Regions from separate parts of the Homo sapiens genome. Here region 1 is linked to region 2. The links are chromatin loops, found by intact Hi-C in ENCODE. Cell type or tissue: dorsolateral prefrontal cortex. All regions are shown on one strand. Links, peaks and the distances in the headings refer to the core of each region. The heading gives the core; the rest is flanking DNA.

What was found. A loop is a pair of places that touch in the nucleus more often than their neighbours do. Peaks named below come from ENCODE experiments on the same cell type or tissue, not always from the same donor. Only the 100,000 strongest peaks of a DNase experiment are listed, where the experiment ranks them.
Region 1: it touches region 2 in a loop (2.3-fold over the local background); 2 of 110 quality-filtered maps call a loop at or near these places.

Annotation. Positions count from the first base shown.
Region 1 is chr18:57,342,758-57,348,137 of GRCh38, reverse strand. No RefSeq gene overlaps it. Among named protein-coding and RNA genes, the nearest start is that of ST8SIA3, 7.1 kb to the left of the region's middle. In dorsolateral prefrontal cortex, for the core only: no CTCF peak of the experiment used is centred there; no DNase peak of the experiment used is centred there; H3K27ac peaks cover 2,183 bases.
Region 2 is chr18:57,208,275-57,213,654 of GRCh38, reverse strand. No RefSeq gene overlaps it. Among named protein-coding and RNA genes, the nearest start is that of LINC02565, 40 kb to the right of the region's middle. RefSeq lists enhancers at 3,579-3,688, 2,617-3,816. In dorsolateral prefrontal cortex, for the core only: no CTCF peak of the experiment used is centred there; a DNase peak (open chromatin) is centred at 3,144; H3K4me3 peaks cover 1,072 bases; H3K27ac peaks cover 1,068 bases; H3K27me3 peaks cover 401 bases.

The DNA of each region.
Region 1 (5,380 bases), core at 174-5,173, 130 kb before region 2:
ACATGGTGAGGACTTGGTCAGGATCCTCTCGCAGCGCTGCTCAGAACCATCCAAAGTTCACAGAGAGGAGTGACTCAATGTGATTTGCACTGAATGGATGTCAAAGCAGCTGGAGCCAGGCCCGTGGGGAGGTGAGACACCAGCTGCTCCTGCGGATGTCAGCCGACGCGCCTCGTGGCCCTGCAGTCTGTCCACGTGCTAGAAGCCCCAGTGTGCCTTAATTTATCAATGAACCAATTGGCCATTTTATTTTATGAGACACCCCTGAATAAGGCATCAGGGAGTTGACTTTCAGGAGGGCAAGTGACCCCTCCCAGGCAACACAGAGATCATCGTGTGGGGAGCTCAGAGTGAGTCCACTGAGGAGCTGCTCTTTGGCTGCATGTGACCGGAGTCCTTTCTGCCGGCTGTTGCCTAACACCTTGATTTCTAATAAGTCTAACAGAGGACTCAGAGGAAGGGTCTTGGAGTCTTCTGGATTTGCACCTCCTATTTCCCTACAGAAGATAAGCAGTCTACGAATTCAATTGTGGGAAAATTCACTGTGGTCAGAGAAAGTGTCATAAAATCTCTCAGATGAAACAGAGGCATGAAAGTTTCCAGAGATGGAGGTGGAAAGAGAGGACGGGGCAGGGAGGGCAACAGAACTGAACAAAGATGTGGAGGCAGAAGAGGGCAAGTCTTGACAGGAGCCAGTAAATAGATCAGCCCCCTTGGAGTAAAGTCAAAACAGCCAAGATATGTAGGGCACTTAGGTGCTAGGGCATTGTAGATATTATCTATAATCTTTGCCCCACTCCTATGAGGAAGGTATAAAATTATTCTCACTTTATAGTTAAAGAAATTGACATTAAAAGAAGTTAAGGACTTGCTCAAGGTAAAGCCCCTCTGGCTGGAAAGCCCACCCTTTCTGCTAATCCACACTGTGTGTAAGTGAGTCCCAGGTCAGAGAGCTGGAGATGTGTACAGGCCTGCGGAGGTTGAAACAATCATGTTTTGGCAGTGAGAACTACCATTGCTTCTACTGACAATGATGACGATGATATCATCCAACACTTACTGCTCACATGCTATGTGTTGAGTGTAACACTGGGCATTTTACATAACTGATCTCATTCAATCTCTATTCCATTCCCCTGAGGATATAATGACCACCACCATTTCAAGAGTTCAGAATCAGGCTCAGTGAGGTTGACTTTATCAAGGTCATATTGTTAGTGTGTTCCAGAAGAGGATTTGGCCCCAGTGTGTTTCACTGGTACTCCAGAGCCCAGAGGAAGAGGGGCTTTCACCTTCTCCCTTATTCATTGTGTCTCAGAGTTCCTGAGGAAGGGAGTGCACGTTGGCAAGGGTAGAGGGGTTGGGGGCAACAAGGAAAGGACCAGAGTGGTACATAAGATATGCAGAGGCCTCCTGTGGTCCCTGGAGAAAGCTGAGTAAGGCAGGAGCCTGGGAAGGGAGGGCTAGCAATCCTGTGCAGACGGCCCTGAGACAACCTCTTATGTTCATTGTATCCTTTTAGTGCCAGCACAGCACCCACCTAGTGCTCAGTGTGAAAAGAAGTCAGGGAAGTTTGCTGTACGGCATCCCTGAGGTCCAGGCCAGGGAGAAGGTCAGCATCCAGTACTGATGGTGGAGAAAGATCTGCTCCACCGGGATGGATGAGCTGACTCGCTTATTGAAGAGGCCATGTTTAATTAAATTAAGTGGTTAGATTAAGTTAGATTAATATTAATACATGCACACAGTACAAAATATAAAGCCAAGGAAGGATGCACTGTGAACAAACGCCCTCCCACTGTTATCTCTCAGGGCCTCAGTTACCCTCCCAAGAAGCAGCTGCTGTTGCTGTCCGGAGATGATCTATGCATCAGATACTAAGCATATGAGTATGTATTCATTTTTAAACATAAATGCTGAGACCAGTTTAAAATGATATTTACTTCAGGGTTTTTTTTTCTATATCTCTACAAAAGACATTTTGCACAACATTTTAACATTTCAGATGTTTGCACTGATTGCATTTTCTAGAAGCTGGGGAATTACTCATTTTGCGCCTACAGACGAATGCTTCTCTTAAAGCTCAGTGAAGTGTCTGTATGTGAAAGGAATATGGAAACTTCAAATAGTCTTTTTCTTCATTGAATAAATAAAATATATTTGGAAAGCCATCTTCAAGCTTAAGGCTTTTTGCAGCCTAGTCCCTAGGAAATGGTTTGAAAGGAGCTATTATGCTCAATCGTGTTAATCTCCCAGACCCTTGCATAGAATTTTGACTTTTCAAATGTTAGCAGCGATTACTTTTTCTAGAAGCTGAGGTATTATACTTGGAGAAGCTACTTGAAAAATAATCTTACAGTTTAGTTTTAAGCTATTGTGTCTCTTCATTGCACCAACTGTGTGTATAGGCAATCACCCACGGTTACAACAGCCACAATAACATTACTAGGTACTGTCAGGGGAGGTGTTTGAAAAAAATCTAATTTTAGCCTTCATCTTGAGTTTTGGGGCAGTTTTTGTGCCTTGTGCTTCTGAAACTGTGTCAACAACGTATCTTTGAGAGCAGGGGAAAAATACTCTTTTGTTTGTGTATGATTATAACGGTATAAAATGGTAACATTTCCATGCAGTTTTGAAAAATGTCCTGTCACTTGCTGATTTATTGATGAGTACTGCTTCCACAGATGAAACGATAGGAATTGTTGAAGAATAAACTGCTAAGCACTCCCTTCCCTGGGCTCTGGGCCCCCTGCTCCAATTATAAGCACATACTCCAGGCTGAGATTTCTTGTCTTGTGTTCACAGGGAATTCACATAGTAAGGAGGTCACCGGACTTTCTAATATTGAAAAACTCAGTCTCAGTAGCAGCAAAAAAAAAAAAAAAAAAAAAAAAAGATTGAGTTACACCATGTTTGACATTATGGCCCTGCATGTTCTATCTCAAATCATGCTCACAATAATGCTGTATGATAATATTTTTATTCTTTTCCATTAATATAGGAGAAAGATACTCAGGGAGGTTAAATAACTTGGCCAAGATAACAGCAGCTTTTTAAACAGTGAGATTTTAGTAAAGGACTGAATGACTACAGTATTATTCCTCATTTCCTCCCAAGCCAGAGATTTAGGCTCCCGTACCCTGGGGCATGAAGGATCCTTCTTCAAAGTAGTTATTTGTCATTAAGAAAGGAGCCATGGACTTGGTATTTCCATTGGCTTATGTGCCCCTTTCTCCTCCTGGATTTTTACAAGGATGTTTGAGCACAGGGAAAGTGACTTCTCACTGGATAAGAAGATCCTTGTACCCTTGTGAAGCAACCTTATATCTTCATTTCAAAATCCCATTTTGTCCTGTGGTTTTACATGAAAAAAGCTCTGAGTCCTGTTGGAGGTGGTGTAAGATGAGGGGGTGGCTGGCTTTGGTGTCTGTACTTCGGTTTGGAGAAGGGCAGTTTTGAAGTGAGCCTTTCTGCTGGTGGAGAATGTAATTAGCACCTTCATCCTAATTGCAACCAGAGTAGAAGGAGCCAGGGCAGGCTCAGAGGAGAGATGGAGGTAACTGATCTTCCCGGGGATACCTCTGATGCTTTCTCCAGTTATCTGACACCTGGCTTCACTACTAGTTAGCAGTTTGTCCTTCATTTTCTTTTTGCTCTGAATTCAAGCTGCTAATTGGAAAAAAGAAGCTGAACTATTAGGTATGCTATTACCTTGACAAAGAATTGTATTTTTTTGGTATCTTCCCCTAAGGAAAATGTCAGCCTGAAAGTGAGTAGAAAGCACTTTGTAATCCTACTCTTCACATCTAAGATCATCTATGATTGAAGAAAGCCTCTCTCCTGGACCTTAGTCACCGCAAAGAAGTTCCATTTCTCACCTGGGTCCAGGTGTTACCCCAAGGGCAGTCAGAGTTTGCAGAAGATTGAGAGAAGTATTGCTTCGTTACTTGGAGACCCAGCATGGCATATATTATGTAGGTGGGCATATCCAAGTACTCAAATAGACCTCAAGGTGGTCACTGAAAAAAACTGCTGGGTTTGGCTCAGATCTTTGCCAATCCTTCCCCATCTGCCTGAGAAATCAGGCTCTTCAGATACTGCAGCATTGCTTGCTCTCACAGATGTCTCTCAATCTGTTCTGCTTTCCCTTTTCTCTATAACCACAGGGTTGACAATCTAATGGGGATCATATCACAGTAAACTTCCTTTTTAACCTTTACAGCAGCATCCTTCAACTGTAGTGTTATGCCAGAAGGCTGTGTTGTTCAGCAATTTTAGGCAAAATTTGCAAGACTATGGAAACTGCATCTATTATAGACCCAGTGCAAAGCTAGCTGTGAAAAAGCGAGAGTTGCAAACAGCATTAGACCTTTGGATAGTAGCTGTGAGCACTTATCAAAGGGTGCTGACTTTGTGAGCTCAGTGTGGAAAGGGATGCTGGTTCCATGTAGGTCTTTACAGTTGATAATCACTATCTTCAGGACCATCTTTGGGGAAAAAAATCTGACAACCATATAAATCTTACATTTTTTATAGCACTTCAATCTTTTTTCAAAGTACTCTCACATGTATTATCCCATCTTGACCTCCCAAGGAAACTGTGAGTTGGGCACAGCAAGTATTTCTATCCTGATTTCACAGATAAGACACAAAGAGGTTAAATCACACAGTAAGGCAGGAGACTGAGGCTAAACATCCATGTCTGATGTTAAGACTGCTAGTCTCTCTATGAAAAAAACACACCCTTCTTTTTAATCTCTGCAATTTAGCTTCTACTGCTATCACTCTACAAGAATCACTTCCTTATTTTCCTTGTCAGAGCTCCCTTAATTAATTATTTAAATTGACAAATCACACCTGTATATATTTATGGTGTACAACTTGATGTTTTATTATTATTATTATTATACTTTAAGTTTTAGGGTACATGTGCACAATGTGCAGGTTAGTTATGTATGTATACATGTGCCATGCTGGTGTGCTGCACCCATTAACTCGTCATTTAACTTGATGTTTTGAAATATGTACACATTGTGGAAAGGCTAAATGGAGCCAATGAACATTTGCTGGAATCCCTTTCTTTAAAGCAGTGTTTCTTGACTCTACCTGCCTCTTAGCATCATCAGAGTCACTGAAACATAATACTGGTGCCCAAGTCTCACTTCAGACCAATTGAGTCTGGATCTCGAAATTAGCTCCCAGGCATCTGTGTATTTCAAAGCTCCTCAGGTGATTCTGATGCACAGTAAGGATCAAAAACCATTGCTAGAAGCTTACCAATGGCAACCCTCATGTCAAATTTCATGACTTTTTCTTTGCTGCTAGCCTGGGGCCATTTGATACTAATTTCTTCTTTAAACTCATTCCTCTTTTGGCTTCC
Region 2 (5,380 bases), core at 181-5,180:
TATCCAAGGCAACTCTGGAGCAAGACTTCATAATTGCTGAATTCAACCAGGGTTCAATGAGGAGTTAAACACCAACCTATCCAAGTAAAAAAAAAAAATGGGGTAGCCAACCAGATAATCTCCCTCAACTCCACACTCACCCATGCATCATTCAGTTTCATCTTAGTCTCAGGGAGTCCCTGCCTCCTCCCATCTCTGCCCTGTAACACGCACACACATGCACTATCATTTTTTTTGCATATTACAGTCAATCAATAAATCTACTGTATTTAGAATTACAGGGTTGTAAAGCTAGAAGAGATCTTGGGTATCATCTTAGTCAAACTCTCCCATTTTACAAATGATGGAACTGAGGCGCAAAAATCATTAGTGACCTGCTCAGAGTCAAATTTGAACTACTCAGTTGTAGACCTCAGAGGAGAACTTAAGGTACCATACTCCAGTGTTCTTTTCAGTCTACTGTATTGCATTGTTAATTCAAGAACACAATGAACACCCAGCGTGAGCACATGATGAGAGCCTGTGTCTACAAAAAATACAAAAATTAGCCAGATATAGTGGTTCACACCTGTAGTCCCAGCTACTTGAGAGGCTGAGGTGGGAAGATCACTTGAGCACGGGAAGTCGAGGCTGCTGTGAGCCATGATCACACCACTGTACTCTAGTCTGGGCAACAAAGCAAGACCCTGTCTCAAAAAAAAGGAAGAAAAAAGAATACAATGAACAGGTTTTCTTTTGAAGTGACGGAAATGTTTTGGATCTAAATGTGTTAGTTGCGCAACAATATAAATGTACTAAATGCCACCAAATTGTATACTTTAAAATGGTTCAATTTACGTTCCGTGAATGTTCATGCTGATAGAAAAAATCATTACAAAAAGAATATGATGAGAATTAATTATGTCAGAACCCATTATTAATTGTACACAAATAAGTCCACCTGAACAGCATTAACCCCTAAGGCCAACGTTACTAATTCAGTCCCCCAAAATCATGGTGGTCTGCTGCACGACACTGGGTAAATAAGGCTCAATGTGTTGGCTTTCATCTCTTCATTTTAAGCCCAGCACTGTTGTTTCCACGGTACTGTAATGTCAGGGAATTATATTTAAGCCATTCTTAACTCCTCCAGCCCACATTGATCTTTCCCTTCTCTGAAACTCCAGCACTTATAACCTAAACTAGATGATTTAGAACTTAATTACGTTCTATCTTGTGCAGTTCTTTAATTGTTTGATGTAGGATAATCTTGTCTTACGATAAGACTGTAAGAACTTTGAAGTTAGAGACTCTTGTGTTAAATTTATTTATTAATGCATTCATTCATGAATACATCTAAAACCACTTTTCACCACCTATTGTGTGCCAGGTGCTTAGAGAACAAGACACATCACCCAACAACAAGGAGCTTGGTGTCTGTGAAATCTCCTCTGTGCCTGGCATGATGAAGGAGCATGGTACTTCAGCATCCAGCCTTAAAACTGAAAGACTTTGTCTCACTACAGATTCTCTTTTCTTGGGTTCCCTATTTCAGGTCTCAGTGAGAACATCAACTTTCCTTCTCAATCGCTTTTCCATGGCCCTTCTTTTCTTCATTCCCTCTGATGCTCCCTGGTGGGAGCTTTGCAGGAGCTTTCAGACAGATCTCCCTGCTTGTCCACCCACTGCTAACTCCACCTCCCTATTGCAACAAGAAAGATCTTTCTCAAACTGTGCTGTGAGTCTATCACTCCCTTATTATAAAACTTCCCACTGGTTTCTCTGTGTGCTTAAGAGAGATGAAGCCCAACCCTCTGTCAGGCTTGCAACACCCTTTGTTTTTGCACCCTTCTGATTTATCCAGCCTCATCTTTCCCTGTTTCCCCCATCATCCATCATCCAAGCTCCAGCCATCCTAAACTTTCTGCAGTTCCTCATCCTATGCCCAGCCTCTGATCCTTTGCACATGTTCTTCCTTCTTCCTGCAGCGCCTTCCTTTCTCCCCTATCTCCTCTGCCTGCTAACTAACTCCAGCTCATTTTATTGGTTTTAGCTTGGACATCACTTCTTGCTCACTGGCCTCTCTCAGGAGCTCGGAAGTCCTTCTGCATTTTCAGCTTCCCATGCCAACACCTTTATCATACTGCATTAGAATGTTCTGTTTCCTTGTCCATATCTCCTTTCATCTTCTATACCAATTGTTCCATGAGGGCAAGGACTAGGTCAGCTCGTTTATGGCTGTCATCCCACAGTCTAGCATATAATAGATGCCCAGTGAACATCTGTTGAAGTAACTGAATTTGATTATATTGAAGATATGATTGCACTAAAGAAAAAAGATACTAATTGTGTCAGAAGCATTTTGAACCAGTGTGACTCCATCTTGTATAGGGGCTGGGTGAAATAAGGCTGAGACCTACTGGACTGCATTCCCAGGAGATTAGGCATTCTAAGTCACAGGATAAGATAGGAGGTTGGCAGTGAGGGTGACCAGAGGTCACTTTCATCACCATCTTGGTTTTGGTGGGCTTTGGCCAGCATCTTTACCACATCCTGTTTTATTAGCAGGGTCTTTGTGACCTGTATTTTGTGCCAGCTCAGACTGCAGTGAAACTGCTGATTTTCCCTTACACGGTTGCCTGGTGGGTTGCAAGTGAGAAATCCAAGATCAGGCTCCAGGAGGGTGTGGTGGAAACCACAGAAAAAGCCTGGAGCCTTTGCACAGGCCAGGGAAGAGTGAGGAGGGGAAGGCACTGAGATTGGGGTGGAGTACCCAAGGAAAAGTCAAAGGTCAAAGTCCTCTCTTTCACTCTGTGATATCTAGTCCTGATCACTCACAGAAGTCTATTGAACTCAGTGACACTTTGTGCAGTGTCTGCCCTGCCCTCAGGTAATCATGGGAAAACCCCCAAATTCCCTCTCAGGTTTGGTATTTTATGGAATGCTAAATACCAAGGCTGAAGATTTTCGCATAGGATTGTAGGCAGGATAAAATTCTGAACTCAGGGTTCAGGACTCCCCTCATAGTACAGACCCTGGGGCAAAAGAATGTCACAGGACTCGCTCTTGGCACAAAGAAGGTTGATTTTCTTCATCATGAGAAGCTACACTTTGCCCAGTGCGGAGGAAAGGCTTGCAGACACTCCCTCGGCGCCTGCTGGTCCTGGCTAGGAGGAAGATGAGTCATTGTGCATTTTTCCCTGAGCTGGAGGCGGAGCTGACTGAGCAGTCCCAGCTCCCGCACAGCTTTCAGAAGGGGGACCTGCACACATCCTGCCAGCTTAGCCCCTTAATCACCTAAGGGATGTCTTAAGGTCTAGCTTGTTAATGCCCGCTCTTTCCTATTCCAAATTATTGCCTACCTCTGTTTTCTTGGTTTTGGTCCTGCAAAGTCAGGGGTTTGTCACCAAGGGACTGTCAGCAGGGAGTGTGGCCTCAGTGAGTTGCAGATTCACTTAGGGATGTCCCCAGCCCTCAGAAGTGAGATAAAGAGCAGCCCTAAGCGCTTCTCCTGCCGCTTCTCCACCTCCCCGACTAGTAAATTGCTCAGAGGAGAGATCAATGGGTCCGAGAGAAATTTCATTTCTCTTCCTCCCTCCGTGGGGTGTCTTTGCTGCCGCATCCTCCCGGCTGTAAATGCAATTCAGGAACTGGCTACAGTGAGCGGTGGGTGTGAGAGAAGGAACTCTCAGCATGAGCCAGAAGGGGTTTTCTTTTACCTTTGTCAGCATTGCACCTAATGATACCACGATGTGCCATTTTACATCACGGCATGTCAGAAATCAATGGGCCACCTGGGCGGTTGGCAGGTGGGGAGACAGAAACAGAGACCGCATCTTGGCAAGCTGGGGGAAAATGAAAGCTTGACTCGGCTGTGCCAGGGGCCAGGCCTTTTTGCTTTAAATCTCTCTTATCGTAGCCCCACAACACAGGAAGAAATGCTTATCTGCTTAATGCTTGCTTTCCCCCACCAAGTGGTAAACTGCAAGAGGATAGAGACTGTAAATAAATGAATGAATGAAAGAGATAGCAATGGGGAGAGATGTAGGACATGAGGGTCCAGTTCATTTCATGTCGTGTAAACAGAAATAATTATTTTAATTTTCAATATACTTACATGGCAACTAAACTTCTTACCATAAAAAATAAAGTGATATCTGTACAAAACATAAACCATTAAGTCCATGAATAATTCAGTCTGTCTTGGGATGATTTGTCTGTGCATTGGAAATTTGGATTAACTGCCTTCATGCCCAAACTGACTGCAATGGCTTTGTATTTTGATCTCATATACATGTTGCTTCTGGGTTAAGTAGATACATCTTGGATAGGACTGTTCATTCTCAGAAATAAACTCCTGATCTCAATCATTTAGAGAAAAACGCTTGGAGACGGTTCAGTCCTGCTCAAGAGTAGCCCTGCCACATCAAACTTCCAGGAATGCCAAGTGGGTCGGTATAAAGATTTGATCCTGTTGCGAATTGGAGCTGGTCCTGTACAAACAGTATGGCTAACTACTGCACAAGCCCACCAGACCACCACTGGTCTCCAAATCTCAGCTTTTCTCGGGCTCCTGCACACTCACCACACCATCTGCTCTTTCCTTCTGAGTTGAGTCACCTGCTGACCCGATGCATGGAGATTGGACCAAGTTCCCATGAATTATTTTCACCACGTGGTGAAAATATTTTCAGGAATGGGCACAACACTTTTTTGTGATTGTTCAGCTTCTTTGCACAGGGCATTTTGACAGATTTGTGGTTCTTTTTTTATCTGCTATATTTCTGCTCAAGAAAGAAACATTAAAACTGTCACATGGCCACTGAGTAGCAAAGAGCCCTCGTAGACTCCTTTTCTTCCTATCCAATCTTGCACCCTCACCCTCCTGCCAACCCCTTCCTGCCTCACCTCTCCTGGGGATGAACAATGGCATGGCCCTTGCAGAGGTGGTCAGGCACCCTTAGGGGGTTACCCAAATGAATCCCAAAGGTTCTACTTGCCCCATGTGCCAGCCATGGAGCCTGGACTCTTATTTTGAGATTCATTCCTCCATCACTGGTAGAGTTCAGGGTCTCTAGCATGGTTCTGTTATATCTTCCAGGGAACAGCTCAGCCACTTGCCTTCCAAAGTGACAGCCCATGGAGGAATGGGCATGAACTTTAGGGAGAATGGGTAATAAGAAAGAGGCTTGCCAGGAAGACCAGGGCTGTGGGCAGTGGTGGGGGGGCAGCTGGAAAAGAAAGAAGGCAACAGGTACTACAAGGAAGAATGGAAGAGTAGCCACAAGAGTGCCTTCCTCCTTCAGAGAGGACCACAGCATGCCTGGGGACAGGTCGCCTGAGCCCCAGGCGGTGGCCCAGCAGTTGACACTCCCTGGATCAGCTGGAAGAGTTCAAGTTC